Regions from separate parts of the Homo sapiens genome. Here region 1 is linked to region 2. The links are chromatin loops, found by intact Hi-C in ENCODE. Cell type or tissue: psoas muscle. All regions are shown on one strand. Each heading gives the region's core, and the rest is flanking DNA. Links, peaks and the distances in the headings are about the cores only. Region 1 overlaps PCBD2 (pterin-4 alpha-carbinolamine dehydratase 2). Region 2 overlaps PITX1-AS1 (PITX1 antisense RNA 1).

Region 1 (15,716 bases), core at 4,826-12,825, 240 kb after region 2:
ATGCACAAATACTTGGTAAGACTCTTAGGGTAATGGCACATGAATTACAAAGTTAGAGTGGCATTCACAGGGCAATACCCATTACACCCACGTAAACAAATATTTAACTTCATTACCCCTATCCAGAAAAACCAATATGATGTTAGTCAAGCCATGTTTTTGGGATCACCAAATGACCTAAGTGTGTATTTCCTAGTTAACAGTGAGAAATACAGAAGATGCCATTTTAAACAATTCTATATCATTCACTATGGTACCTCTCTCGGAGCCAATTTTATTTGGGATAAAAGTTTCCATGTTGACATTTGAGGCCTGAAGGTTTTCCCTATAGGAAAAGGGAGAAAGTTCAAGCAAAATCCATTTGACCATGTATGGAATTATCTGTGGAAAAACAATATTCACTTTCCCAGCCCTTCTCATCTCATAATCTGATTGTCTAGATTATGTGAAGGGAAGGGACAAAAGCCTGTTTTTTATTTTTATAGAGACAGGGTCTCACTATGTTGCCCAGGCTGGTGGAATGCAGGGGCTGTTCACAGGCACAATCATAGATCACTGTAGCCTCAACCTCCTGAGCTCAAGGGATCACTCAAGGGATCCTCCTGCCTCAGCCTCCCAAGGAGCTGGGACTACAGGTGCATGCCACCATGCCCAGCCATGAAAGTCTGTTCTAATTATTCAAACATAGAGTTAACCCACATTAAACTACGTATAAGGAGAATTTCTACTCTGCCTATAATGCCTTATTCTTGTTTAGCATTAGAAGATGTACAATGCTAATCAACATCACTGATAGACAGCAATGCAATTGTTAAGGGCATGGCCTTTTGAGCCAGGGAGTCCTGGATTCAAATCCTGATTCTATCACTTAATTATCATGCAATTTAACTATCAGTCTCAGTTTTCTTTTTTCTTTTTGAGACAGAGTCTCACTCTGCTGCCCAGGCTGGAGTGCAGTGGGATTATCTTGGCTCACGGCAGCCTTTGCATCCCGGATTGAAGCGATTCTCCTCAGCATCCTGAGCAGCTGGGATTACAGGCACCTGCCACCACGCCTGGCTAATTTTTGTAGTTTTAGCAGAGACAGGGTTTCACTATCTTGGCCAGGCTGGTCTTGAACTCCTGACCTCATGATCCACCTGTCTCAGCCTCCCAAAGTGCTGGGAATATAGGCGTGAGCCACCATGCCTGGCCCTCTCAGTTTTCTTATCAGTAAAATGGAGACAATAATTTTAAAAGTCATGTGATTACATTCTAATAAACAATGAGATAAGGTATATAAAGGTACTTAGCACAGCACTTGGTACAGAATAAGAGATCGGTAATGGCACATACTGCTGTCACTACTGCTTCTGACCAAACTACACAAGGTAAACCTTACAAAACACAATGAGTGGTGAAAAGCTCTCCATGGGCTTGAGAATCTAAGATTCTAGTTGCTGTCTTCCAGAAGAATGGCTCTTTCCTTTTTCCAGTTGTCATAAATAGAGACTCGCACATGTAGAGCAAACGAACAGATAATACATTGTGGGGTAACATCCTGATGCACACTGACTGGGGAAAGCAGCTTAATGGCAAGAAATTATGAGTGCACAGTCACTGCCCAAGTTCTTACACCCTGTGGCCACAATTTCTTTGAACCATGTCATTCTAAAATGTCTAAAGTGATGCCTACAATTCCTTGCCATTTCCCATTAGCCAAGTGGATCAAGTGGATGATCGGAACACAGAAGTGGTCCTCAAATCTTTGACCACTGGCATGCCATCAGTATAGTAGCAAAATCTATTCCATCACAGATATAAGGCTTGAAAGGAAACACAGCCACAGCCTAAGAGGCATACTGATCAAAGAAAAAACATCTACCATATCTACATACAATTAAAAAACTTTTATGACACATCAAAACCCCTCAAATTTGTATTTTTCTCAGCTTTGCATATTTCCCTTCAACTGTCACATAATATTTGCATTTAATAAAATACTACAAAGCCTGATAAACCATTTACACAGGATTTATTCTTAATTCTTCCCCGGGGAAAATAATAATCTGCTCTGGAAGCAAAAAGACAATTCCATAATCCTTCTTCCATATAACAGAACCAACCAATCCCCAAAATATGTATTTTTAAATCCACAAATTAAAAACTTCTTTCAAAATATACACTCAAAGAACTACTCCAAGGAATTTAGATGACTGAATAAGAGAGAAAAAAGGCAAAACTCAAACGAAAGTTTGATTATCTGGAATACAATGAAGAAGATACAATGCCAAACAGCTGACTTAGCAGATGGTGAAAAGCATCTGCTCCTTCTTTCAAAGATTTCTTTTTACAGTCTTAGTTACTTGCTTATGGGATTCCAGCTCAAAGGCTTTGAGCTAACTAAAAGACAGGAAAGCTAGAAACAGCCAGAAGCAGAATAGACACCACTAACAACCCAGTAAGAGACCCAAGAGGACAGGATCCAGAAAATGGGCAAAATGAAATAGAAATCAACAAGAGTTTAGAAGAACTAGAAAAGAATAAATGTAAGGACAAACAAAGGAGATCTAACATAAAGATCATTGTTGGCTGGGCGTGGTGGCTCATGCCTGTTATCCCAGCACTTTTGGAGGCAGAGGCAGGCAGATCACCTGAGGTCAAGAGATCGAGACCATCCTGGCCAACATGGTGAAACCCCATTTCTACTAAAAATACAAAAATTGGCTGGGCATGGTGGCGTGTGCCTGTAGTCCCAGCTACTCGGGAGGTTGAGGCAGGAGAATCACTTGAACCCAGGAGGCAGAGGTTGCAGTGAGCCAAGATCGCACCACTGCACTCCAGCCTGACGACAGAGCAAGACTCCATCTCAAAAAAAAAAAAAAAAACCATTGTTGCTATTTAACTGAACAAAAATACGAAACCCCCAAAATTAGAGTGTAATTTAAGAAAACTTTCTATGACTCAGAACACTTGGGGATAAAAATTTAAAAAAAAAATAAGTTTTCCAAAAATAAAGGGTTTAAATCTATAAATTGTAATATTTCAATCATATATATATATATATACTGTAGCAAAGTTAAACTCGGAAGATTAAAAAATCCTTTTGGCATCTAATCAAAAAGATCAATTCATCAATAAGGATGAAAAGAATCTGGCCAGACACAGTGGCTCACACCTGTAATCCCAGCACTTTGGGAAGCCGAGGCAGGCGCATCACTTGAGGTCAGGAGTTAGAGACCAGCCTGGCCAACATGGAGAAACCCCATCTCTACTAAAAATACAAAAATTAGCTGGATGTGGCAGTGCGCACCTGTACTCCCAGCTACTCAGGAGGCTGAGGCAGGAGAATCACTGGAACCCAGGAGGCAGAGGTTGCAGTGAGCCAAGATCGCACCACTGCACTCCAGCCTGGGTGACAGAGCAAAACCCTGTCTCAAAAAAAAAAAAAGATTCTGCTGACTTCAAACATTCACATACCAACATTCAACATTAGAAGTCAGAGGGGCAATACCTACAAAAACTTTAAGAAATGAAAGTTGAAAACCAGGAATTTTATACCCAGCTAAGCTACTTTTCAAAAATAAATGCAAAAGACAGACATTTTAGAAATACAATAAGTCAGGGAATAATTATCACTCATCCTTCTTGAGGAAACTATTAAAGGATGAACTATAAGTAACTAAGAGATGAATGGAGAAACTATACCAAAGGTATTAGCAGTAAGCAATATATTCATTCAGTTCTAGGAATACATTTAAAACAACTGTGGGAATTACAGTTACAGAATGGAATGCAAATGTTATAAACTATTAAAGGAGTTTAAAAGAGAAAGGACAAGATGAAGAAGGTATATAAAAGTAAACAAAATCTTTGAAAGATGAAAGATCAAGTTAGAGACATAAGTATACTTAAATGTGTAAAACTTAAGTACTAAGGCTGGGCACAATGGTTCATGCCTGTAATCCCAGCGCTTTGGGAATCCAAGGTTGAAGAACTGCTTGAGGCTAGAAGCTCAAGACCAGCTTGGGAAACATAGTGAGACCCTATCTCTACAAAAAAAATTTTAAAAATTAGCTGGGCATGGTGGCATGCACCTGTAGTCCTAGCTACTCAGGAGGTTGAGGTTGGGGGATCCGTCGAGCCCAGGAATCTGAGGCTGCAGTGAGCTATGATCATACTCCACTGCACGCCAACCTGGGTGACAGAGCAAGACTCTGTATCTGATTAATTAATTAATTAAACATAAGCACTAGGACTGAAAAATAATATAAACTAAAATTAAACAGTGAACAAAAAGTAGGAGAAAATATTATTTCAATATTGCTTTGAGGGGGGACCATAAATGCTATATAAAGAAATAGAAGACTATATTTTCTTTTTTTGTTGTTGTTATTAAGATGGAGTCTCACTCTGTCGCCCAGGCTGGAGTGCAGTGGCACAATCTCAGCTCACTGCAACCTCCGCCTCCCAGGTTCAAGCAATTCTCCTGCCTCAGCCTCCCAAGTAGCTAGGACTATAGGCACGTGCCACCACACCCGGCTAATTTTTGTTTTTGTATTTTTAGTAGAGACAGGATTTCGCCATGTTGGCCCAGCTGGTCTTGAACTCCTGACCTCAAGTGATCCGCCCGCCTCGGCCTTCCAAAGTGCCGCGATTACAGGTGTGAGCCACAATGCCCAGCCAGAAATAGAAGACTATATTTTCTATGTAAAATTATAGGTATATAATTTTATAGGATCTTGTAGATACCATACATAGGTATAATAGTACATATATATGTATATAATACTATATATAGGTATTATATATATATACGATATACTATATTATCCATAAGGTACTATCAAGTTATATACCTATATATAGTTATAATAGTATCCACAAGAATCAAAATAAAAATATAAACATTCCCAGTTAAGTAAAGAAAAACATAATTAAAATGAAACAAAGAAAACACAGTCCATATCATAATTTAAAATAAGGAAGAAAAAAGTATTTTGGTTCTGCCATGTTTTATAAGACTAAACTCATCTGTGCAATCAATAAATGTAAAGAACATAAATCCAACCAATCAAAATAAAGAGAAAACTTTCACGCTGGATCACAAAGCAAAATTCAATCATTAAAAATAAAAGCACATAAGCAAATGCAAAAAAAAAAACTTGTTAATAAATTATATTGAACAGGCTAATTTAGGGCAAAACATTAAAAGTCCTGAAGCGGGTAATTTGCATTTATAAATTTGCATCCACCAATGAAGATTAAATAATTACAAATATCTACACTACAAATAATAACATGGCATTGAATAAGCCCATGTAGGAAATATAGGAATAAATAGAAACATTTATAGTTGGAGACTTTAATTAACTTTTTTTTTTTTTTTTAAGAGACAGGGTCTCGCTCTATCTCCCAGGTTGGAATGCAGTGGCACGAATATAGCTTACTGCAACCTTGAACTCCTGGGCTCACGGGATCCATCCTATCTCAGCCTCCCAAGTAGCTAGGACTACAGGCAAGTGCCATTATGCCTGGCTAATTTTTTTAAATTTTTGTAGAAATGGGGTCTTGTTATGTTGCCCAGCCTGGTCTTGAACTCCTGGCCTCAAGTAATCTTCCCACCTCAGCCTCTAAACCTGTAAGTGGCAGGATTACAGGCATGCGCCACTGCACTTAGCCTAACTTACATCTCTTAACCCATGACAGATTAAACAAACAAACATAATTTTAAAGGTAGAGCTAATTGCTATACTTTAAACTCTAAAAACTGAGAATAACACTTTTAAAGCGCTCATCAAATATTCACAGAAATTAAACATATATTAGTCCACAAAGAAAATCTCAATCAATTCCAAAAAGTAGAAATAGTACTGAAAACATTCTCTGGAATGCTGATAGATAGGAATAGATGCATCCTTCCTTAATACGATAGAATATATTCTCAGTCCAAAGGCAGCATCATTTTTCTTAGCATCATTCTTTATAGGGAAATGCTAGAATTCCCATTAAAGTCAAGAATAAGACAAAAAAAAAAAAAAAGTCAACAGCTTCTCATACAAACAATAACCAATTAGAAAATATACCGAAGAAAAGATATCATTTAAAATGGCACCGAAAAACAATCTAAGAGTAACTTAACAAGAAATTTATAAATTCTATTTCCTGAAAACTTTAAAAAACTACTACTAAGAAATAGATAAATCTTACTACACGAAAAATTTTTTTCTGTACTGCAGGAAGAAGACAGGCAAAAAAAATTTTTTCTGTATGGTAATAAAATCCAACAAACAAAAGCAAAAGATAAACAACAAATTATATTTGCAGTATATACTTCCTTAGCATATAAAAAGCTCCTACATATTAATGAGACCAACCACCATTTTTTAAATGAGCAAAGGACATAATAGATAACAGAAAAGAAATTCAAATGGTTCTGAAACATAAAAACTGCTCAATCTCAATCATGGTAAATACAAATTAAAAACTAAGTTAAACCTATTAGCTTGAAAAAGATCAAAATATTTGCTAATATTCTGTTGGTGAGGATATAGAAGAAAAGGTATTCTCACATGCTGCTGGTGAATATAAGTTGATATCATCATCATGGAAGGCAATCTGACATTATCTGTCAAAACTGAAAATGTCCATGCCTTTAGACCAAACAATACTTCTAGGAATTTGTGCTGCAGACATACTCATAAATTACAAGAAAGGTAATTGCAGCACTGCCTGTAATAGCTATAGACTTGAAACAGCAAAATCTCCATCAACAGGGAACTGATTAGAAAGATTATGGTACATTTACACACTGGAATACTATGCAGCCATTAAGCAGAACAAGGAAACCATTTATCCTCTGACATGGAAGTACCTCTAAGATACATTACTAAATGAAAAAAAATATATGCATAACAATAGTTCATGAAGCATATAAAAAGGAAAGAAAAGAAATTATATGCTTGTGTATGCATTAATATCTCTGGAAGGATATACAAGAATGATGGGAGCAATGGTGAAAGATGAGGAGAGTGGAGAGTGGGAACTGGATGGTTGAGAATCACAAACAGGAAGACTTCCTACATTCTTTGGTACCTTTTGAATTCGTACCATGTGTATACCTGATCTATTTTTTAAAAATTAGTTTGGGAAAAAAATGAACAACATGCAAATGAAGTTCCCACTGTAAAGGGAGCTGGAATCCTTTAATGTACATAACCTGGTTCACATTAAAATATTTTGGCTCATGTTAACTTCTTAACATATGCCTACCTGTTTAGGTGGGTTTTTAGTGCCAATTTACAGCATAGTTTGTCTATGAGCCATGTTCTGTTGAGCCACAGCCATTTCAAACAAACATATGGCCAACAAATAACGTATAATGGCTGATAATAGTTTCAGTCTTTCCTCTATTGCAAATTACAAACATTTTATGAACAAGTCAATGAATGTATGATGAAGTATGACTTTTTAAGTTACTCTACCATTTTAAGGAATGTAAGCAATACAATCACAGTAAATTGGGCCAATGAAGTTTGTCATTTGGAAATCTCCAAACCATCAGCAATTAAAGATTTTTCCATGAACCCCAAATCAAGTATTCTTTGGGAACTTTAATTTTTCTTAAAGTTCCTTTTGTTTCATTTTATTCCATGAAACTATGAAAGACTATCAGATGCACAAAACCAAGACAAAAATCGTGCATCAATCTGTGAAATGTTTAACAGCACCCTGAATTTAAAATACAGCTTCAGTCAAATAACATGTATGATTTATTAAAGTTCTAAGACTTCTAGCACATACTTACAATACAAATCTTTCGTTACTCAGAGCAAGTCTCTTTGATATACATTCTTTAAATCAGCTGCCTTTTATATTTTGATTATAGACTATTTTAATTATGCACTAAAAAAGAACATATCTCCCACTAAGAAAATGAGCACCAGCTACTCCAAAGTAATTTCCCCAGTACAATCTCCATTAAGCCTCTAAATACTTCCTTTACTAATTCAATGAATTAGACATCTATTGTTTATGAATCACCATTATGTTTGTAGGCCTATAACCCTTCTTTTATAAAACACAATTGCTATGGAAGGAAATGATATTTATGTCTGATTACAAATGAAAACACTATTACATAAATCAGTTTGGGCATTTCTTCACGTCTTGAAACATGATCAGCAATTTACTCTAATTGGTGATCAAGGAAACTATCTTGTGATCAATTAAAGTAATTACCAGATTCCGGCAACACAACCTACCTTAATTTCAGCTAGAGTCTGCACTTCTTCAACTTTAATTAAAAATAATGAAAATTATTAAGCAAAATGCAAGGCAAGATCATTGCCAAGCACGCACATGTCACAGGACAGGACCTTCCCCTGGTGTTGGTGACTTATCAATCACATAAACACTGTCTAGTGCACCAAGTAAAGGCATTCTTTGCCACAGAACATGATTACATGTCTCACCAAGACTTTCACGTGGAACACTGTTAACTGTTCTAGCCGCTGCAAAGGAAACGTCAGATTTTAATTGTAGGCAACACAAGAATATTCTCAACTAAACTGTGAGGAACAGATCCAACCAAAGATGTATTTAATCCATGCTTTTTTTCTCTGGACTGTCAGACATATTTTTAGCACACTGGTCAACTAAGTTCAGTTCCTAGCTCTGCTATTCACTAGCTATATGACCTCAGAAAAGTTACTTAACTTTTGAAACGAGTTTCAGTTTCCCCATACGTAAAAGGAGCTAATTCATGTAATATACTTTACAGTATGCCTGGCACTCTATTAAGAACTCAGTTAATGCTAGTGATTATTATCATCATCAATAACACTTTGATATTATAGTGTCTGTGGCCTGGAAAGGAAGAATTCCTTTCCAAACCTAGCAGAAGACCAATTTGAAGGCCAAAGAAATTCACCTTTACAAGGCTCAGAAAACCAGAAACATCTTTAGCACTGTTTCTCTGAGTGGGTGTCGGCACGGGAAGATTTCCTTGCGGAACTGGCAATCTGTCAGCGAGCATCTCAGCCAAGCAGGTGACTCATGTCTCCCTGAGGAAGTGGGGCTAAAGGCCTGCTTGAGGACCATTCCCTGTGCAGTCCCTTGTGTGTCTGGGGGCAGACACAACTCCCACCAATCCTAAGCCACTAGTCTACTTGCCATCTACTTGATCCGCCACAGAGCTCAACATTTCCAATAACTCAGGCCAAGAATATCCAACTATGAAATTAAAACTGGCTTCTCCAGGCACTGAAGACAACATCCACAAGCTACTGAAAAAGCTGCCTGCTCTTCCAGGCCCCAGACGAAATGAGTCCCCCTTAGCTCATGGTAATAAGTACATTTTTTAAATGTCACTGAACAGGTCAACACCTGTGAGATAGCATGCTCACTTCTAAACACTGCTTTCAAAAGCTGTTTTCATACTGTAGCATTTTAGAGCCTTTTAAAAAAAAAAAAAAAAGCTTCAAGTCACTATTCTTGGCAATTGCCATAATAGCCTACACAGCCAATTGAAAAAATATGGCAACTCTTTAGCTAATGACATGGTACCATCTTCAACATATACTGTTAAATGAAAAGCAAGGTGCAAAACAACTTTCTTTTGCAGAATTAGGACTTTCAATACATCAGTAAATTTCTACTGAATTCCCAGGCTAGGAAAACTCCTCTTAGATAGGAGTATATTAATATAAATCCACTATTCTCCAGGTGGCAGGGTTTACATCCACAAAAAAAAACTCTACACACGATTTTACCAAAAGGCCCTTCATTTCTGTTTCATTTTTAGTGAAAGTTCTCTAACTAGATAGAGTTCACACAGCTGATGTATACCAAAAAGACATTCTGGCCAAGGTGATCACTAGCTATGAGTATCTTTTCCCTGAAGAGACACTACCGGTTTCCAAATTCCTCTGCACCTAAGTTTAAATTCATTTCGCCATATCTTCATCAGCTACTATTGGGCAGACCAATTGCCCAGTCTGATTAGCTCTTTCTTAAATTTCTCACAATCTTTCAGTTTTGAATTAGCACATTTCACCAGTTTTCTACCCATTCTTTTCTCCTAAAGCAAACAGAAGCACTGGTTTTAAAACCACCCCAAGAGAAGCCCCTTACCAGAGTTCCCTGGTGTCAAAATAACTTGTGATGCTTTGCAATTCACTGGGGCTGTTCATTATTGCCAATCAGCTGCCTCAGAAAAGTCCTGTTGGAGGTTTTCTTCCCTAATCTGCTGATAATCCTTATTTGTTGGCTTTCAGAGTCTTATGAGGTGAGAGGTATTGCAAAGATTACCAAAGTTTAGTTAGTTTTGTTTTAGCAATCCTTTTAAAAATTGTATTTAAGCTCCTTGGTACTGTCATCATTATAAAATTATAAGAAATTCTACTTTATATAAAAAAAAAACGACTTCATAGGCTTCAACTTTGTGCTTCCGAACCACTAAGATACACAAAGTACCTGCCCAAATATATTTTTAAAAATTGAGGTCAGGGGGCCGAGCGCGGTGGCTCACATCTGTAATCTCAGCACTTTGGGAGGCCGAGGCGGGTGGATCATAAGGTCAGGAGATCAAGACAATCCTGGCTAACATGGTGAAACCCTGTCTCTACTAAAAATACAAAAAATTAGCCAGGCGTGGTAGTGGGCACCTGTAGTGCCACCTACTCGGGAGGCTGAGGCAGGAGAATGGCATGAACCCAGGAGCTTGCAGTGAGCCAAGACTGCGCCACTGCACTCCAGCCTGGGTGACAGAGCGAGACTCCGTCTCAAAAAAAAAAAAAAAAAAAAAATTGAGGCCGGGCGCGATGGCTGTAACCCCAGCACTTTGGGAGACCAAGGCAGGCAGATTACCTGAGGTCAGGGGTTTGAGACCAGCCTGACCAACATGGAGTAAACCCCGTCTCTACTAAAAACACAAAATTAGCCAAGTGTGGTGGCACATGCCTGTAATCCCAGCTACTCGGGAGGCTGAGGCAGGATAATCGCTTGAACCCAGGAGGCAGGGATTGCAATGAGCCATTATCGCACTATGGCACTCCAGCCTGGGCAACAAGAGCAAAACTCCATCTCAAAAAAAAAAAAAATTTTTTTTTTTAATAGCATGCAAAATGACAGTCTACTCCCTAACTTTTCTTCTTTATAATCAACTGGTTCCTTTCAGGAGACATAACTACTACTAACACTACATAATTCCAGTTTATATATGACATAAAACTATCTTGCCCTATTACTGTAATAAAAATAATTTCTATGGATCTAGTTTTAAAGAGAGAGAAGGCAAAAGGGCTTCTGCTTAAGTTGGGATGTGTTAAGCTGAAAGTCAAGATGCTACAATAACAACCAAAAGGGTGGAGGAAGAGAACAAGTGCTCTGGGCAGAAAGAATGCCTACTCCCCCATCATCTGTGGGGCAGCCACAGCGACTCAAAAAATATTTTAAGGAAACAAAGCAACACCTAAGTTTGGCTTAGTGGTACAGTAAATACATTTTCTATAAGCAGTACACATTTTGTAAAATAGAGTATCATCCCATTTCACATCACAAAATATCTGATGTTCTAAAGCAGTTGCACACCATCAATGAAATCATGTTTATCCTTTCTTTTGCTTATTTTTAAACTGGGAATCCATTCCCCTTTTAAAAGTTTTTAAAGCACAGTTTCTGCAACATTTGCTAATATTTTCTGCAAGAAAAGTACATCATCCAAATATTAGCTCCTGGTAACTCCACAGAGGAACTTCAGTGATAAACGGCAGCAATGTGTCCATGGAAGAAAAAAGCCTGCCAGAGCCATGTTTCAGAAAACTGTGTCAAGCAAGAAGCCCAGCAAAGAAACCGTCTCATAAGTTGTCTGTATTTGTTTCAAAATCCACACACAGGTTGCAAACTTGGAATAGTCCCTGAACCTGTGAGAATCTTCAGACATCGAGCTGAAGGAAACCACAAATATATTCAGGATTTATCCTTAACCTGTTATTTTTCTCTCCTTAAGCCTACCCAACCTATAAGGGTAGGCTTAAGGAGAGAAACATTCCTACCCTTATAGATGGAAAGTAGGGATTTTTTGTTTTTGTTTTAAACAATCTTATTTAAGTATATTTATTTATTTAATAATAATTTTAATTATTTGTTAAAGAAAAATACCAGGGCTTATAGCCACAAAGAAAGGAAAGTAAGCTTAGCACTTAAACCCTATTTTTGGTATCAAAGACAAAGTCTGGTGGGTGGTATCCTTATATCCTGAAAAATGCTAATCCTAGCTATGTCTCATTCTATGGCCTTCAGCAAATCCTAAACCTCTCTTGCCTCTACTACTCTGTAAATCTGAGGCTCTGTTACTTCTTAACATCACTACTGGGTGTGAGGAGGTCTCACAAAAATGCACAGTGCTTTGCGCAGAAAATGTGCTTCTTTGGGACACTGAAGCGGTTCCAATTTGCTGGAATCATACATAAAGTAATTTTATGCCACTTTTTTAAAATCTAGAAAATTTGTTCTGTGTAGCCAAACTTAGCTGAATCTTGAATATAAATGAAAAATTTTAAGTCTCTGTGTCAAAAATTCACAAATTATGCTAGTAATTCAGAAAATAGCAATGAAGAGAGAAAACATTTAAAATAATAAATTCTTAAGTCAAATTTTTCCGCATTTCTATATAAATTATCTTAACTTCAGCTGTTGATCTAGGAAGTTTCTGGAGAGGTTGGCTTTTTTTATATAAGTAATTCACAATATCCTGAAAGAAAGAAAAATGGTTTGTTTTCCTGAGTGTATATAAACAAGATCATTTGTTTTCTCCTCCTCAGAGCAGGCTCCCATTCTGTTCTGCCACGGAGCAATCACCTTCTCTGTGCAGGTAGGGTTGACAGGCACGCAGCACACAGCAAAGCTCCATCTCTGCAAAGACTGCTCAGCTCATTTGCAATCCCATCAGAGGAAAGTCATGCAACTGGCTCTAAACCATCAGGGCAAAAAAAGCACACTGCTGGAGGAGGAGTGCACTGCCATTTGATGCAACTGCTACAGGGAAATTCTTCCCTTTTGTTTTTACAAGTTTATTATTTCATACCTTATGCAAATCATACTTTATATATTAAGCAATAATATTTGAGACATACTCAAGTCAAATTAAAGGCTTCAATAGCCTTGCCAAAAGCACTGTGATTTTCCTATAAAAAATTATTCCAATTTGTTGATCTTACATAGGATGAAACATACTGTAACAATCTTCATAATTTATGTCCTGTTGGGACACAATGATTTAAAGTAACATAATACAAAGCTGCATCACAGCTAATCTAAACCACCTGACCAGATAAACACCAGCTTCCCTTCTCTCTTCAGCAAGGGCATTTCTGTTTATTGTCATATCATTTCCTCATTCTAGGAACATGCAGAATAAATGCAGCCAACCTACATTTCAGTGGGAGGCTGAGCCGGTCTTTCCCATGTCAGGAGGTTTGTGAGCATACAGGTACCAGTACAATGTCAAGGGTTTATAAGATAGAAAACAGTCCAAGAATTCCACCCTCAAAATCATTTATGGCAAAGCAAATATGGATTCATCCAGTACAATCTGGACCAGGTGTGGTGTTATAAACCACAGTCTTTTGGTTGTTGTTTTTGGGTTGTTGTGTTTTTTTTTTTAATGTCACTGAAGAGGTAATTCTTTAAAACAAATTATAGGGCTTAACTCTGAGCCAAATTTTTATAACTGCTTCAATCATGCCTCATGCCATGCTCACGGGCACTCATGATCAGATTAACCAAACCGAAATGCCTATATTAACCAACGTCTCCTAGGGGTGAGGAATCTTGGTAGAAGAAAAAGACAAAGAGCACAATATGGCATTGACCATGTTCATTTCTGGTGTACAACTGCATAGGCAGATTTCAAATTGCAAAGTTTCTCCAAGGTCCAAATACCTTCACCCTCCTCACACATGCAAAACCTTACTAGGCACAGGGAGGTTTTTAGGGGAACTTAAGGGAAGGGTTTAAAGTTTCAATCATGAAAGAAAAAGTGCAGGAACACATGTGCATTCGGCAGATAACAATTCACTGAAAATATTTTAAATCAAAACAAAACGCCTGTCTGACCAAATTTTTATAAACTTGGTTGGGGAAGAGGAAAACAATTTTTTAAGGGTGGTTTCAAATGTTGCTTTCTGCTGTTGCTGAGAATTTTCAAAGCTTTTCATGCTCCATTGGAAGCAGCTCTGCTTCACAAACTGTTCTAGTAGGTCTTGCCAAAGAAATGGTCTGATACACTTTGTTACAAGTTTATTAATTTGCTTACCCAGGCAAATATATATAATTATCTTTGCTCATAAAGATCAGTGTAAAATAGGATCCCTCCACTGAAAGCAATGAGATTACTAAAACACAAGTGGATGAGACAGTACTAGCAGACCAGGCATTTGCTCCCCAACCCCAGCTCCACTGCAGTCCACACTGCATTCCTACCGGTCCCAGAAGGCACAGAACCCAAGACAACTTGACCAACACCATTTTTCAGTCTCTTGTGGGTCTCTGTACAGGAATGGAGACAGCAAGTAGTGACATTTCTGTCACAACCTGGAGCCTTTTGATTCAGGAAATTAAAGGGAAAATATAATTTTGAAGTATCCTTTTCAGGCAACAGACATTCAGTAACTTGGGTCTGAACTTTACACCATGAGCATTTGTAAAAGTTTAAAGTAATAGATTACAAATCTGCAATACTGGTGGCATTCTGAGTGCTATCAACAGTGACTTTTCCTTAAAAGTGATTATTTTTTGTCCTAAAGCACTCGTAACCTAGACTGAGGCCCCACTTGCTAATTCATGTTTCCGTGATCTTTGCACCTTATGTATACCGTCCCCAGTTTTCAAAACCACTTCAAAATCAGATCACACTGCTCCGAAGTCACAAGTGCTTCGGTCACCATGGATTTCTATGGCCTCATGAATGGAAGGGGTTTTCTGATGACAAACAGCCTGTCCCTGGGCTATAATGTGAATGTCATCAAGCCCAGACCTTCTCATAATCCTGGTTTTTCATTTTTATTAATCCATGTACCAGAAGTTATCCCAGCAATTCCATTTCTAGATTTATGCTGTATGGAAACTCTTACACTTATGCACAAGGAGACATAGGATGCTTGTTACAGAACTGACCGTACTAAAACCATGAGAAAGACTCTAAATGTCCATCAATAAGGAAATTAATAAATGATAGTTACTTTATTTATGTATTTGATTTGCAAAGGAATAAGACATTTTAAAAATACATTTACTTTATCAGAAACAATGCAATATGATGGAAAGAGCATCAGACCAGGAATCCAAAACCTGGGCTCTCAACCCAGACCTTAAGCAGGCTGTATGACTTGGCTGGGCTGCATTTCCCATCTAGGTAAGATGAGATGATATGAACCAATCACACAGCACAGTGCCCTCACATACACAGTAATGTTCAAATTTAAAACTAATAATATTATCATCTAGTATACACAAGGAACAGGATATCTCTGATTACCTTCTATTTTGGTATTAATCATAAATTACTTTTTTATTTTCATCATCTCAATGGCAATACCTGAATAGCCTCTTTTCTGATCAAGTAGTACCTTCTGAACATAACTTGATTCTTGCTGACTATGGATCTGAGTGTATCTCAGAGTCATTACTCTGACCACTGATTCTCATCATTCAGTTCTAGGATGAAGAAGAGGAGG
Region 2 (15,716 bases), core at 2,504-10,503:
GAAAAAGCTTTCCATAAAATCCACATTCCTTCATGATAAAAACCCTCAAGAAACTAGGCATTGAAGGAACATACCTCAAAATAGTAACAGCCATTTATGACCAATCCACAGCCAAAATCATGCGGAATGGGCAAAAACCGGAAGCATTCCCCTTGAGGACTAGAACAAGACAAGGATGCCTACTCTCACCACCCCTATTCCACATAGTACTGGAAGTGCCAGCAAGAGCAATCAGGCAAGAGAAAGAAATAAAAGGCATCCAAATAGGAAAAGAAGTCAAACTAACTCTTCACAACGATTCTATACCTAGAAAACCCTAAAGACTCCACCAAAAGGCTCCTGGAATTGATAACTTCAGTAAAGTTTCAGTATACAAAATCAATGTACAAAAATCAGTAGCATTTCTATATATCAATAATATTCAAGCTGAGAAACAAATCAAGAACACAATCCCATTTGCAGTAGCCATCAAAAAATAAAAATACCTAAGAATACATCTAACCAAGGAGGTGAAAGATCTCTACAAGGAAAACTACAAAACACTGCTAAATGAAATCATAGATGACACAAATGGAAAAACATTCCACGCTCAGATTGGAAGAATCGATATTGTTAAAATGACCATACTGCCCAAAGCAATCTATAGATTCAATGTGATTACTATCGAACTACCAACATTATTCACAGAATTGGAATAAAACTATTCTAAAATTCATATGGAACCAAAAGATTGTGAATAGCCAAAGCAATCCTAAGCAAAAAGAACAAAGCCAGAGGCATCACATTACCCAACTTCAAACTACACTGAAAGGCTACAGTAACCAAAACAGCATGGTTTGGTATAAAAACAAACACATAGCAAACAGAACAGAACAGAAAACTCAAAATTAAAGCCACAGACATACAGCTATCTAATCTTCAACAAAGTTGACAAAAATAAGCAATGCGGAAAGGACTCCCTATTCAATGAAGGATGCTGGTATAGCTGGCTAGCCACATACAGAAGAATAAAACTGGATCCCTATCTTTCAATGTATACAAAAATAACTCAAGATGGATTAAATATTTAAATGTAAGACCTCAGATATAAAAATCCTAGAAGAAAACCTACAAAATACCCTAGGTTTTTGGCAAGGCCCTACCCATTGGCCTTGGCAAATAATTTTTGGCTAAGTTCCCAAAAGTAATTGCAATGAAAACAAAAATTAAACTAGTGGAACCTAATTATACTAAAGAGTTTCTTCATAGCAAAAGAAACGATCAACAGAGTAAACAGACAACCTACAAAATGGGAGAAAATATTCAAAAACTATGTATCTGACAACAGATCTACAAGGAACTAAGATCTACAAGGAACTGAAACATTGAACAAGCAAAAAACAGACAATCTCATTTTTTAAAATGGGCAAAAGATGTGAACAGGTATTTCTCAAAAGAAGACATACAGGTGACCAACAAACATGAAAAAATGCTCCACATCATTATCAGAGAAATGCAAATCAAAACCACAATGAGGTACCATCTCACACCAGTGAGAATGGCTATTACTAAAAAGTCAAAAAACAACAGATGTTGGCACTGCTGCAGAGAAAGGGGAACACTTACACACTGTTGATCAGAATGTCAATTACTTCAGCCACTGTGGAAAGTAGTTTGGTGATTTCTCAAAGAACTTAAAACAGAGCTACCATTCCATCCAGCAATCCCGTTACTGGGTGTATATCCAAAAGAAAACAAATTGTTCTACTAAAAAGACACATGCACTCATAGGTTCATCACAGCACTATTCACAATAACAAAGACATGGAATCAACCTACATGCCCATCAATGGTAGACTAAAGAAAACATGGTACATATACACCATGAAATACTATGCAGTCATAAAAAAGAATGAAATCATGTCCTTTGCAGCAACATGAATGCAGCTGGAGGCCATTCTCTTAAGCAAACTTACACAGCGACAGAAAACCAAATACCACATGTTCTCACTTATAAGAGGGAGCTAAACATTGGGTATTCATGGACATAAAGATGGCAACAATAGACACTGGGCACTGATGGGGCAGGAGGCAAGGATTAAAAAACTAAAGGCCAGGCGCGGTGGCTCATGCCTGTAATCCCAGCACTCTGGGAGGCCGAGGCAGGCGGATCACAAGGTCAGGAATTCGAGACCAGCCTGACCAACATGGTGAAACCCCATCTCTTCTAAAAATACCAAAATTAGCCAGGCACGGTGGCGCATGCCTGTAATCCCAGCTACTCAGGAGGCTGAGGCAGGAGAATCGCTTGAACCTGGGAGATGGAGGTTGCAGTGAGCCAAGATCGCACCACTGCACTCCAGCCTGGGCAGCAGAGCAAGACTGTCTCAAACAAAACAAAACAGAAACTAACTATGTGGTACTATGCTGGGTGATGGGATCATTCGTTCTCCAAACCTCAGCATCACGCAATATGCCCAAGTAACAAACCTATACATGCACCCTCTGAATCTAAAAGTTGAAAAAAAAAAAAAAAAGAAACAATATGTGATCATTGCCCGGATCTTATGCTGAAAGGAAAAATTTGGAATGTAGACAGTAGACTAGGGTAAATAATAGAGTTAAGACTAACCATTCAAGGCAAAAGTCTTCCAATTCTGAAAGGGCCTTTTGAAATCTAGACTTGGCAAATGCCCCAGCATATTCTTCCCCCACAGCTATGTCACACTGCCCTTCCCCAGTGAATATGCAGGCGTTCCAAGAAGGGCAACCAGCCGGGCCCTGAAGAGGGCAGCCCCAGAATCATCAAGTTTAATCTGCCCAAAGAGCATATATGACTTAAGTGTTTCCAGCCTTCTACAGTGGATATACTTGGCAAGAACATACCTGTAGGATCCCCTGGAGAAGACAAGGCCATTATGGAAGCCTAGAATCCAGGGGTGTGGTCTTCTTCTGACCCTCTGCCAGGATGGACATGGCCCAGAGGGCCAAAACCCAAAACTCTCCCCAGCTGGAGCTCAATGACCTGTGTAGATCTGGCAGCAACCCCAGGCCTTAGCAAGCCCCTGTAATCTTCCTCCCAATTCTGGCCGGCCCACAGGAGCTGTCGGCAGCCACCCCAGTGACTCACCCAATATAAAAATGGTGGGGAGGATGGGAAATGAGTGATCATTCACTTTGAAATGCATTTTTTTCTTCTTGGAGATTTATTCTGGATTATTGCATCTGACACCATTCATATACTGAGAATAGCTTTTGTGCAGGAAACAAAAGGAAACTGTGAGATAGCTTTTATTTTATGTTCTTAGAGATTTATTTGGTTGGATTATATCTGGCATCAGGACGCCCACAGCTCCATCAGATTGCAATGGCAGAAGACAGGACAGACCAAGTAAGGAGTCCACATTACCAAAGTTGCTGTGGCAATTCTGGAATTTCACAATGTTCTCCCTCATAGCCAGGTGAATACTACAAGATTCCAGTAGGACATCCAGAGGAGAGGGAGAGAGAAACAGGGACATGGAAATCCAGGGAGAAAGGCCTGACATATGCGATGACAGTTTTATCATCTCCTTTAGTTCTTCTAAAAGTATTTGTTCCTATGCTCTTGAATCTCATTTGAGGTCAAGATGCAATTTCAATTCAAGCTAATAACAAGGGCTCTGAGAGTGGTGTTCTGCTTGCTGGAGTCAAAGCAATGCTCAGCTGTCTATGCTGAGATCAGGTAGAGAAGAAAAGCAGGGCTGAACTTTATCTCTAAAATGAGGGTGACCTAGAGCATGGCCTCTTGTGGGGATTAAGTGGCTAATAGCAATGACACTCAATGGTCAGAGCACATGCTAAGTGATTGCTTGACAACGAGTGACCCAGTTGACTGTTGTGAAGTCCATTTTGCCTTCTTTCCTCTCCAGATAAATACCATGATGAATTCCCCAACTGATAATCACAGAGAATTCCAGTGTTTTACAAAAAACAGTCTTATCACCCCCAAATCCAAAGTGCCACTATAGCCTCATCACCTCTCGGCTTTGTGAACCAGGAAAGCATCAAGGTCTTCCTGAACAGCTCAGCCTCACAACCAAGAATGTTCCCACTTAAAAGACCTTCCAACACCACATTTTCTTTTCACTGGCCCCCGGAATATGTTATCTTGGGAGAGGGAAAGTTAAAACAAATGAACTCGCAGCAGCTGGGGAGGAAGACTGAGAATGACTCAGGAGTCATTCTCCCTCCAGACAGGGTAATTTCCTACCCAGTCATAGGCAAGGTTGAGAGCTGAGCTGCATCTTAAAGCTGCCTGGGGTGAGAGACAGGAGTTTAGTGATGTAAAGAATAACTGCTAATAAAGTACTTTCTCTCTTTATTTGCTACAATTCTGTGAAAGTCTCTCAGTTCCAGATGCATAAAACTGGAGAAGCGGTCCACAGCTCAATCACCCACCTTCTCTTCCAAAGAATCCACAAGTACTAGAGGGACAGCATCAGCAACACGCCGGGCGGAATCACTCGGGGGCCTTGGAAGACCTGTTCTATTTGCTTCTGAAGGTGAGAGAGTGGAGGACCCCAGAGAGTCTTTCCTCCCATGGAAAATTCTCATGACTGAGCAGCTTTAAGCTCTTTGGAGCCCTACGGGGCTGAGAGGGCTACTTACAAGAGAGGTTGCCCAGACTCTCCCAAGGCAGTTGCATAGCCTGATTTTAGAATAATATGTGGCCACAAAAAGAAGTCAGTCTGCTGGGATTCCTCTGGAGAGCCTGAGAAGGGGGACAGGGCAGCCAGCTGGCTGGCAGCCACTCCAAGCACAAAGGTGGGAGCCAGCTGTGCCAGGTGTGTTTAAAGTTCATCTTACCTTTGGTCCCCCAATACCTGTGTGATGGATGGCATTGTGGGAAGGTGTATTCAGCCAGTAATGCATTTCTGTCAGAGTGGCTGGAAATAAAAGGGAGATGATGGGAGGGGGGCTGCTTTTGTGCTCGGGGTAAATAACCAGTCGGCTAGGGTTTTTCTTCTTCTTCTATTCATGTTCATGGGGCCAGGAGGGACTAAAAGTTTACTGACTTTCCTAACATTCCTTCTTCTCCATAAAAATGTAAGTCCAGGGTAGGTAGGATTCCTCTCCCTCCTTGGCTGGCCAGCCTCAGAGATTTCAGTGAGCCACTCGCAGTCCCTGAATGCGCAGACCTGGCATAACAAGAAGATTTCTGACTACGGGGCATTTCTCCGTACAGAACGGCTGGCTCTAAAGGCAGTCGGCACCCAGGAGAAAACATGCCAAATAATTTTTTCTACATTAAATTATGAGGTGAGCTGAAAAAACACAACTAAATCACCCCTAGTCCAGGGCTTGCATGAGCCCCTTGACTAAGAAAATAACTTTTCAGGACTAGGTTCTGAGCAGCCATTTGGCCAAATACCAGAGTCTCTTTCTATGATCTCAGAGACCAGGAGGTAAGAACATTTTGGCCTCAGATAAGCCAGGAGACAATCACCTAAAAACAGACATCCTTGGGCTTTGACAGCCAACTCCCTCTATAGGGGAGAGAGAAGGTGTCTGGGTTAGATACCCATGGGTCCTGCTGCTACCAGCTGAAGGCCCCATGGGAACTGCTTGACCTGTGCTGGTAAAATGAGGGTGCAAGGGCAGTCCAGCCATGCTGGACGCGCAGCATGGAGCACGGATGCCCTGCTGCACCCAGACGCCAAGTATCATGCTTGCACATGCTGCAGGCAGGCGTGGCCAAGCAGGACACAGCCTTTGTGTATAAAACCACCACAGAACGAGAAAACATTGCGTCTGAAATGGGGCCAAGGCTCCTCCATTGACAAACATCTACTGTGATTCCCAGCCCCTTCTGAAAAGGCCTAGGGGAAAGTCATGGCTCCAGGCCCCCTTCCCCAAGACAGGAATGAGAGTATCACCACACACAGCCTCTCCCCTCAGTGCTACTGAGCCCCATGTGACATCCTCACAGGCCAAATCCATTCACAAAACTCAGTCCCCTCAGGACATAGATATCTAGTTTTGCCCCCATGGTTTAGAAATATAGCTGCTATACTACCTTCTACCCAAAACCCAAAACAGCCACCAAGAGCCCCACTTTGCTGGAGACTTCCTGATAGGGTTGTTTGTGTGGGTAGATTCAAGCCTGTTTGTGGTGGATACCTAGGAACCCAGCCCCTGGGAACAGAATGGCTAATCCATGATATTTGAGGGTGGTCCATGACTTCCAATGAAAAGGCATGGCACCGTCCTTGGATCTGAAGCTCCTCAAACCTTCTTCCTGACTTCCGGCGGAAGCCCCTGTGCTGCTCTTGGGAAGTAGAGCCTGCTCCCAAGCTGAACAAGCGGGTTTATACCCCGCTTGCCCCACTGTACCCCGCCAAGCAGGGCACGCCAGCAGAACTGTCCAGAGGAAGCCATGGCGCAGCCTGGCTCCCGCTAAGGCTCTCCCACCGCACTGTCGCAGGAGAGCCCGGGACGGCCTGGCTCCTGCTCTCAGAGATACCCTCAGCAGGTCGGCCAGCCCAGGACGTGGAGCGCACAAGTCATGAATTCCAGGCAAGCCACTGAAGCGTGGCTTCTCCCCGTAGCGTCAGCACCACCGGCGGCCAACAGGTGGCAGGAGAGCTTCGGGGAGCGCGCACCTGAGGCCCGCGGCTGGGTCTCAGGCTGCAGCGGCAGAGGCCGAGGTCTCCCTCTCGCTGCGACCCACGGGGGAAGACAGAGCCTGCCGGGGCTAGGAAGAGAAGGCGCAGAACGGCGTGCGGGAGCGAGCTAGCGGGGCCTCTACTTTGCGCCGCAAGCCGCGAAGCAGCTCCTGGCCGCCAGCCCCGCAGCTGCCCCCTCAGGCCTCCCTGGCTGCGTGCAGACCCGTCGCGGGACCTGGCCGGGAGCCGACCTCGACTCCACCCCCGGGGCTGGCACCCCCACCCCCGCAGACCCCAGGCCAGGGCCAGACCATCTGGGCTGTTCTGGGTCCCGCGACGGGGTTTTGAATTACTTCTAAATCATGTCCTTTGCTCCTAAAGAGCAAGCAGGCAGTGGCCGATGGAGGTGAGAGAGACAGCCCAGAGATACGGGGTCGTGGCCGTCATCGGCACCCCTTGTTGGCTTCCTGCTACAAGCCGTGATGATAAAATTACGGTTTTTGTGAAAACCAGAATGGTAACAGAGGAATTTTTCCTTTTTATAAATAACTAACATTTCCTACCACCAAATTCCAAAACTGCCAGAGGGAACCCCTTCCGCAACGCCACAGCACTTTGTTCTGCATTGCCCCACACTACACAGGCAGCGAAAGGAATCCATCAGGTTTAATTTGTTCTGCTCTGGTCAGAACTGAGGTCTCTAGAAGCCTCGCATATACTTTACCATTTTAAGTTTGAGAACCCTAAACTAATGATGTGAAACTAATGTAGTGTAACACCAAGTGCCCTCTCTGCCAGTAGGAAATAATTTCTGCAGCGCTTCTAAAAACCAAACCAAACCAAACAAATAAATCAAATGATTTTACAATGTGGAAAAGCCATGAGCGAGCCGGCTGGGCCGTGGCTCTGTTTGGGGGAAGCAGGCGGTTTGAGAGGCTCAGCGACTCAGCCGCGAGCAGTTTTCCTGGGCTGGGGTGTCTGCAGCTGGGAGCGGCATTCGAGCTCTGGCCCAGCAGGCCTCGGGAAAACAATCTGGGCCACAAATTCAACATGACAGTTTTAACAAATACGATTTCAACTTTTATATTTGGATTTAGGAAGGAGATGATGGCCTTACCCCGGAATCACTATTAAATAATAAGCTTATAACATATTTGCTGACGGCAATATAGACCCTGCTTCAAATTAACTTTAAAATGTGCTGCCGATACATACGGCTTATACTTAGAAAGAAAACAAAGCTGGTGACCGGGCAGATTGAGTCAAGAGGCAAATGTACAGAAATGTACACAGAGTTGATCAGAGTTTTTGCTACCTGAACAGCCAAAGGAGGCTTTAAAATTCAAGTTAGTTCTTTAAAGACTTATAATAATAATTTTCCCCCAACTGATTAGAATATCAGTCTTTAAACATTTAAAGCAAGCTCAAGTTCTGACCATTTCAGCTTCTCAGAAGTGTAGACATTTTTTAATGCATTTACTTTATTGTGAAATTGCAATATTTGTTAATGAAAGAGAATTGGTTGCATCTGTCTATTTTACAGGTTTTTAATATCCACTAGTCATTTGACCAATGTAGAAAGCAAATAAATATTTTCCCCTCATGTCATTTTTTTAATTTCCCAGAAACAAGTGTTCCTTTATTATCTGTGACCTACTCAAATGAGAATTATTTTTAAAGAGTTGCAGGTTTCTATACCTGCTGGAGTGTTTAGAGCCCAAAGCACTGTATTTCTCTAGAACATTTTTGTTGAGCTTTAACACAGTCTTACCTGCATATCTTATATTACTTGGAATTGGGTAACATACATCACTTTGGAAAAGATAAACAGGCTACTATAAAAGACAGGAAATAAATAACTCATAAGGTCACCTTTGGTTGAAGCAATCTTATTCTAGTACTAGAAAATATTCGTTTATTTTTTTAAAAAATACAAATAAAGGAGCAAACCTGAAAGAATTAACTAAAGATTCAAATAATACAACTGTCTGTTGCCTTGTGTCCATGTGGGGTTTCACACAAAATTGGGTTTGAGTTTATTGGAGAAATTAAGGTTATTTGAATCAACACTGAGACGTAGGTCTACAAATCATTTATCACTCACTCATTCACTAGCAGAAAAGCATCTATGGGACCCTTTTGTATGGGAAGGCTTGCGTTTCTGAGAGCAGAGGCACAAAAGAGAAGCCTTCGTTGTTGGTTAAAAATGATTACAGCTAATACCTGACCGTGGCCGATTTTCCTGTCGTTCACCACTTTAACATCGGAAACATGTGATCGGCCCTCCAGATGCCCATTATTAATTGCATGCCCTTTGATGTCTGAACATCGATGGAATCTACAAAAGCATTAACGTAAGAAAATATGCCTCCTGAAAAATTCCCAAGTCACTGACTGGTGATCGGCGCATGTTCCCATTCGTTTGCTCACCTTCAGTGGCACTGTGAAAATAGCCCCAAACCCCAGACATTTTGCCACGAGTTTGGGCAAAAAAAAATTTCAAGACTTGTTTACAGTTTCTACTTCAAGTGGGGGAAAAAATGGCACATTTGCACATTCAAGAAGTATCTGTGTAATTTAAGATAACACATTTCTAAAATGCTTAAGGTTCAGGAATTTGCATGAACATAATTATAAAGAAAGAAAGAGAGGAGAGATAAAACAACAGTTAAACAGTTCCACTGGACAAGTGAATAAAGGCACCTCATTATAAATATCTCCACTTCGCTATGTTTATTTTCTCCCAAGAGACAACTTTATTTTTTAAAGCCTTATCATGAAGGAAATCGCTGACTATAGGTAAATTTCTTTTCTCAGGCGGAACTCAAAGATATTGTTATAACATGTTTTCTTGTGTGCAATTTCAAAACAAATAGACTTTTGTTTTTACAAACCATTTATTTGGGGAGGTTTATTTGAAGAAAAATTTTCCTCTGCAAAGAAAAATTTATAAAAAGCTACATGTGCAGATTACTTGACCCACTGCCTATCATAACATCTTTACACATCTCAAGGATTTAACATAGTGAAAGGAAAAGAGTAAAGAGGGTTTGAAGGGTAGCCCAGCACGGCTTGCATGGATGGCTGCTTTCCTATGCAGAGCTCAGAAACACATCCATCCCAGAAATATTTGTTTATCATGAAAAAATATTTGAGCCACTCATACTGAATTCTTTCACATTTTTGGGCAAGGTCTTTTTGCCATCTGGAATTAGGTATGTTAGTGAAGCTTATATTTTCAAATATTAGATTTTCTATCATTGTCTGAAATTCTCTCAAAGTATTGAATTGAACAGTCTTACCTTACCAAAAATAGAGGTAGAGTGCAGCAACTAAAAATAATAATGTTTAAAGAAAAAAAAAATCTCTTCCAAAGAGTGAAGCTGAAAAAAGTATCACAGTGTACATCTTTCTAAGAGTTAAATAACCTCCGACAGAGCTACAATAAAACTGATCGGCATTCGCTATCTGAAATGATGTGCAATTAAAAGCTAAGTAAATATTTAAAACAATCTTCCTTGCTCAAAAGAAGAATTGGAAAATTAAACATTTACAGCCAGAAATCTTGGAATCTCAATTTTTATACTTTGCAAGGGTACAAAATAAATGTGGAGATGCAGTTACCAATTCTTGAAAGATTCCCTCTGCAAACAATATCATGGCTTCTACGTGTGTGCAAGCCCCGCAAACATAATGATGCATTAGCTAAACATAAACCCTCTCCGAATTCCTGGTAAATCTAAATATGTACGAAATTAAAATGGAAACAAGGAACAAGTCTAGTGTTAGTCCTTTCAAAATACTAATTTAATAACTCTCCAAGAAATAGAGTGTTTTAGGAAAGGCAACCCAGATGTCAGCATATAAAATCAAGCTATAAAGCACCCTTCAAGTATATTTCAATCATTTTTAAATATTTACATTTAATAAGGACAAGTTTTTATGGCAAGAAGAGGTAATTACACTTATCATTCATGGAAAAATGTACTTTTAATGGCTTGTATATTGATTTGCAAAGGTGAAATAGTAACCTAAAATATGTAATTGTCTTTTTTTCCCTTCTGTTCAGCAATTTGCTGCTCTGGCAAAGCAAAATATGAAATGCTAGATGTGCCGCTGTTAGCGGCGGTGAGGCCGGTGTTGAAAATATTCACTTACACACATTGTTCCCTCTTTTCTCCACGTCTCCTATTATGCTAAACTGAAACCCCAAGTATCTGTGCTTTGGGGGATAATTAGAAGAATCTTATCGGGCTTTTATAGCCCTTCCTAATGAGGCTATTTATTTGGCAAACATTAGCCAGCCGAAGGATTAGTATCACCTTGATATGGACCTTATTGAAGCTGCTACCCTCTTGCCTGCTCTGCACAAAAGCCTATCTTATCAGCAGAATAGGCTCAGTGCAGGCAAGTCATGGCTTCTGAAAATTCACCAGGGGTCAGCCTTCATTAGTCAGAAGTTCTGACCAGAAGCTGAGGCAAATTCAGGTTTGGCCACTTTGAGGCCAGTAAACCCAATCAATTCAGTGTGGTGGGTTGCTGGGAAGATGGGGAGGGGCAGGAGCCCAGCAATCATCTGGGTGAGTCTTGGGAGAAATATCACCAACATTCGGCACACAGAGTTCACCCCTGGGAGGGATCCAGGCCTCCAATTCCCAGGGACCTTCCTCCTTACAAGGAAATAAATACACTTCAGGGATCTCAGAGAGCAAAATGACATAGGCTTTCTCTACCTGTCCATGTCAGCCAGGAAAGCAAGTCAATGGGAACTGGTTACCTGTCCTAAAATACCTTGCTCCAAGCCAATGCCCTCTTATTCTGATGCTTTGACAGAATCCCAGAGGGAGCGTCTTAATTTGATTAAAAGTGATTTTGAAAGTAATTTAAAATGAATTCATAAATAAAATACTCTCACCTCTGGCAGGGAGGGCAAAGGGCTTTGCATGCCTGGACTGGGAAGTCCTGACACATTCTGGAACTCTAAGAAGAACAGACTAGAGAAATAAACCGTTCAGGCAAGCTTTTCAAAATCAGCCAACGTGGAATTCTTAGTCCAAGGCTTCTGACTTCATTTTGGGCAACTAGGCTGGAGGGGACAACCTTGGGGTGGGATGACAGGGGTTAGGTTTGCAAATGACCTAAGGTGAATAAATATTTGTAAAACACTTTGAGAGTTAACGAGCTACACAAGCACCTCGGCTATAGAAAAGGCCTCCATTCCGTCACTTAGGAAATGTTTCAGGGGATCTGATATTTGAGGCCTAAGTCAAAATGTGGCCTGAAGGAGCAGACCCCTAAGGGCAGGTGACCAGACTCTGGGTGGCAGAAGGCTCCATAAAGAACACTGTATTGTGAGTTTGCCTCGAGAAAGAAATTTTCAACTCCAAAATCTGCCATCACTGACTAGCCCTTTCTCTGTTGGTAAGCCTACTTGTGGGTTCTCTCTTGGAATGCCTGGCGACCACTCCCTTCTGGGACCCTAGACCCCTAGAATAACTGCTAGGGCAAGATGGGCATTCTGAAAGGCTGTCACCCCTCCTCCTGAGCTAGGGCTTGACAACGTTCAATCCTTAGAAGGGAGTGAGGACTGAAGCTGCTGGGTTGGCCTCCCTGCCTTTGTCTAAGACAGGCACTCTAACCACAAAAACAACTCTTGCAATTGGCACCGCTTCCATCACCATAGCAACTGGTGCTTCTAGAAAGGCTAAAGAATTGGTTTAAGATTCACAGCCAAATTTAAATTTCCTCAGCTCACTTTGCTTCTCCCTCATCCCCTACCCATCCTCTGGGACTTTCAAGAGCCTGGGGCTTTAGGCAGCTGGCAGGCTGCATAGCAACACCAGCCCACAGCTGCTGGGCTCTGCCTGGGAGAAGCGGCTGTGCACCCATGCCCAAATGCTGACTGATCACCCTGCTGAGACAGGTGAGGCCACTCAGCCTTCCGCTGGGTTTCTATAGCAACGGAATATTTGTTGGACCACTCATGGGGGAAGGGGAAGCAGGAAAGGTAGATTTTCATTCCTGTTATGGAAGCAGCTTGGGTCACAGTGAGCATTTAGGCCTCACTTGGCCAGAGAAGGCCAAGCTGGGCTCTGCTCACCGGGCAGCAGCCTTGAGATACGAGTCACTGACACCAGCAGGCTGGTGAGGAGAAAGGCATTTGGGGTCCTTATCCCCCACAACCACCACCCTCATTAGATGGTACTTAAACTAATATAATCTAAAGCCATGGATTCTGCCCCTCACATAACATGATACCCCATAGCCCCTCAAATACCTACTTTGCTTGAATGAAAAGGCACACTAGCCTCCAAACTGCCCCCAAAAGGAATAAGGATGTATTGGGGACACTCAGGCCTTGCCCCTGGACTGTAGAGGTGGGGGTTGGCAAGGACATAAAGCAGAGTTTAGTCTAAACCTTGGCCTCTTGCATACGTCTTTGGCTGCGTCAGTCTCCCCGGCTGGGTGAGATATCTCTTCCTGACTGTCTGGGTCAGTAATAATTTGCAATGAGGGCCTATTCCACAAACTAAGAGAGACTGGAGATGGGCTATTAGCTTCAGCTCCTTTCATGTGGAATTACGTCTACTGGCACTAATATGCCATCATTTGAAAGCCTTAACCCAAATGGACGGGCGTCTGCCCCAAGCCAGGGCCGCCTGGACCAAGGCAGCGGGCTCCATGTGCTAGCTATTACAGGGTTGTTTTGTCCCGTCCCCAGTCGGCATTTGTTGCTGCACACTGAGAAACTGCTGTCAGGAAATGTTCTTTTCTAAATTACATAATTAGGGTATTGGGGAGTGTAGTGAAGGCAGATTAGGGGCATCACTTGTTCTTACTGCAAGCAATGATTCAAAGCACATAAGTAAACACTTAAACTACGTGAATGGTTTAATATTGATTAAACAATGATCTCCAAGACTAAACTCTAAGCATGGTAGGTAGAAGGCTCTGGAAGGAGAAAAAACAAAGAGTGGGCTTAATGGTGTGCATTGATTTACAGAGAAGTGTGGACTTTGACCTGCCAGATCAAAATCAGGATTTGCAATGATTACCCAAAATACAGTCCTAGGGTCCCACCCCTGCAAGCTGATGGTGAGGCTGGGGGCTGAATGGTCAGGGTCAAGGATCAAGTTCTTCCCTCAGAAAGGCCAGCTTCTCATCCACACCCACTTCCAGAAATGGAAACTCAGGCAAAGTGTGGGCTCAAATTGCATTTCATTTATTGTTTCTAACTACGGGCCACAGACTTCAACTTGATTAGAAAATTGTGCTGACGCTTCCTGTGAAGCATATCCTGAGACTTCCAGAGGAACTTCAGAAGGGAATTTTTTGCACGTACCCACTTCTTCCAAATGGCATTCCCCCTGCTTGGCAGAGCCTGTGGCCACACATCTGCCCAGACGCCTGGGCAGGAGACTCTGCCAAGGAAGCACTGTTGACCAGCTTCTTGGGCTCCTGTTGGGAGAGGGAAGGTAGGTTCCCTCTAGGATGTGGCTGGAGGACACAGAACTGGTCCCCACTCATTCCTGAGACCACCACCTGTCTGGGGACAGGGTCCTTGCCAGGGGGAAGCCCAAAAGCCACCTCTGGCCTCCTGTGAATGCAGACTCGGCAGTCTCGACTCGCCTCCCTAACTCCTGGCTCGTGCTTTGCATTTTCTCTCTCCCTCATCTGAACTCAAGGCAAGACACTGCCAATTGAACCGGGAGACAGCTGCCAATTAATAATAATATCAATGATACAAATCATTGACAGTTTTGTAAAGCTTACCTTGTGCTAAGCATCGTAAGCTCATTCTTCATCATACTGAGTCATAGCCACCCTTTGTGGTAGGTATCAATATCCACCCCATTGTTTAGATGAATAACCTGAGGCTAAGGGCAACTTACCCCAGATCACACGGCAACTTCATACATTTTCTTTACTTTACAAGCACTCACATAGCTCTTATTTTGTGCCAGGACTGTTCTAAATGGTTTTAAACTATTAACTGGTTAAATCCTCAATGCAACCCTGAGTAATAGGTATTCTTCTTCTTCTTCTTTTTTTTTTTTTTTTTGAGACAGAGTCTTGCTCTGTCACCCAGACTGGAGTGCAATGGCGCGATCTTGGCTCACTGCAACCTCCGCCTCCCCAGTTCAAGCAATTTTCCTGCCCCAGCCTCCAGAGTAGCTGGGATTACCGGCACCCACCATCATGCCCAGCTAATTTCTGTATTTTTGTAGAGACGGGGTTTCACTATGTTGGCCAGGCTGGTCTCAAACTCCTGACCTCAGGTGATCCACCCACCTCAGCCTCCCAAACTGCTGGGATTACAGTTGTGAGCCACTGCGCCCAGCCTTCTTATTTTAAAACGAGCAAACAGACACAGAGAAGTTACTTGTCCTGGGTCGAACAGCCAGTAAGCGACTAAGCCAAGATTCCAACATGCGCAGTCTGACTCCAAAACCCAAGTTCTTAGCCTCTCCATGGGGCTAACAGCAGTCTCTAACAAAAGAAGGAAAAGGAAGTGCCGCTGTGAGAGGGAACAGCCGTGGCACTGTGCTGATGTGAAAAGCGCACAGGTCCACAGCCCAGAGGCCCGGGCCCCAGCACCAGCTCTGCTGTGTGGTGACTGGGAGGCCTCACCACCTGGATGCTAAGGTGACTGGTGGGGACCAGGGACCCTCCAAGGTCTCAAAGTCAGCCTCTAGAAGATTCATGGGGGGTAGGTAATTCTGCCAAGAGCCCTAGAAGACTGGGGGTGCCCTGCTCTGCTCCTCCCCAGCCCTACTCCCACCCTTCCTCACCTTCCCCCTTGAGCCAGGCCTGGGGGGATTCTCTACTGGGGAATTCATATACATCCCCTTCCTCTGCATGAATGCTCAGGCTCCTAACTCCACACACAACCAATTCAAATGACGTTCCCATTTCTGCCAGTCCCCTGCAAAACCAATGGGGGCAGAATACAGAAGGGCACGCAAAATGAAAATCCTGCAACGGTATATTCCTTCTCATGTATATGTTTAAAATATGTCCAAAAAATAAAAATATCCCCCAACCCACCCACATAAACACACTGCCATAAACAGCTGAAGTGCTCCGTGT

The links. A loop is a pair of places that touch in the nucleus more often than their neighbours do. Peaks named below come from ENCODE experiments on the same cell type or tissue, not always from the same donor. Only the 100,000 strongest peaks of a DNase experiment are listed, where the experiment ranks them.
Region 1: a loop joins it to region 2, with 2.5 times the contacts of the local background. A loop is called at or near these places in 3 of 110 quality-filtered maps.

The regions. Positions count from the first base shown.
Region 1 is chr5:134,942,461-134,958,176 of GRCh38, reverse strand. The region is part of intron 2 of PCBD2 (pterin-4 alpha-carbinolamine dehydratase 2); the gene reads right to left. Among named protein-coding and RNA genes, the nearest start is that of CATSPER3, 18 kb to the left of the region's middle. In psoas muscle, for the core only: no CTCF peak of the experiment used is centred there; a DNase peak (open chromatin) is centred at 9,016; H3K27ac peaks cover 2,112 bases.
Region 2 is chr5:135,182,415-135,198,130 of GRCh38, reverse strand. The region is part of intron 3 of PITX1-AS1 (PITX1 antisense RNA 1); the gene reads right to left. Among named protein-coding and RNA genes, the nearest start is that of LINC02900, 58 kb to the left of the region's middle. RefSeq lists a silencer at 6,711-6,890. In psoas muscle, for the core only: a CTCF peak has its summit at 6,606 (motif pointing right); DNase peaks (open chromatin) are centred at 3,050 and 6,590; H3K4me3 peaks cover 1,075 bases; H3K27ac peaks cover 562 bases.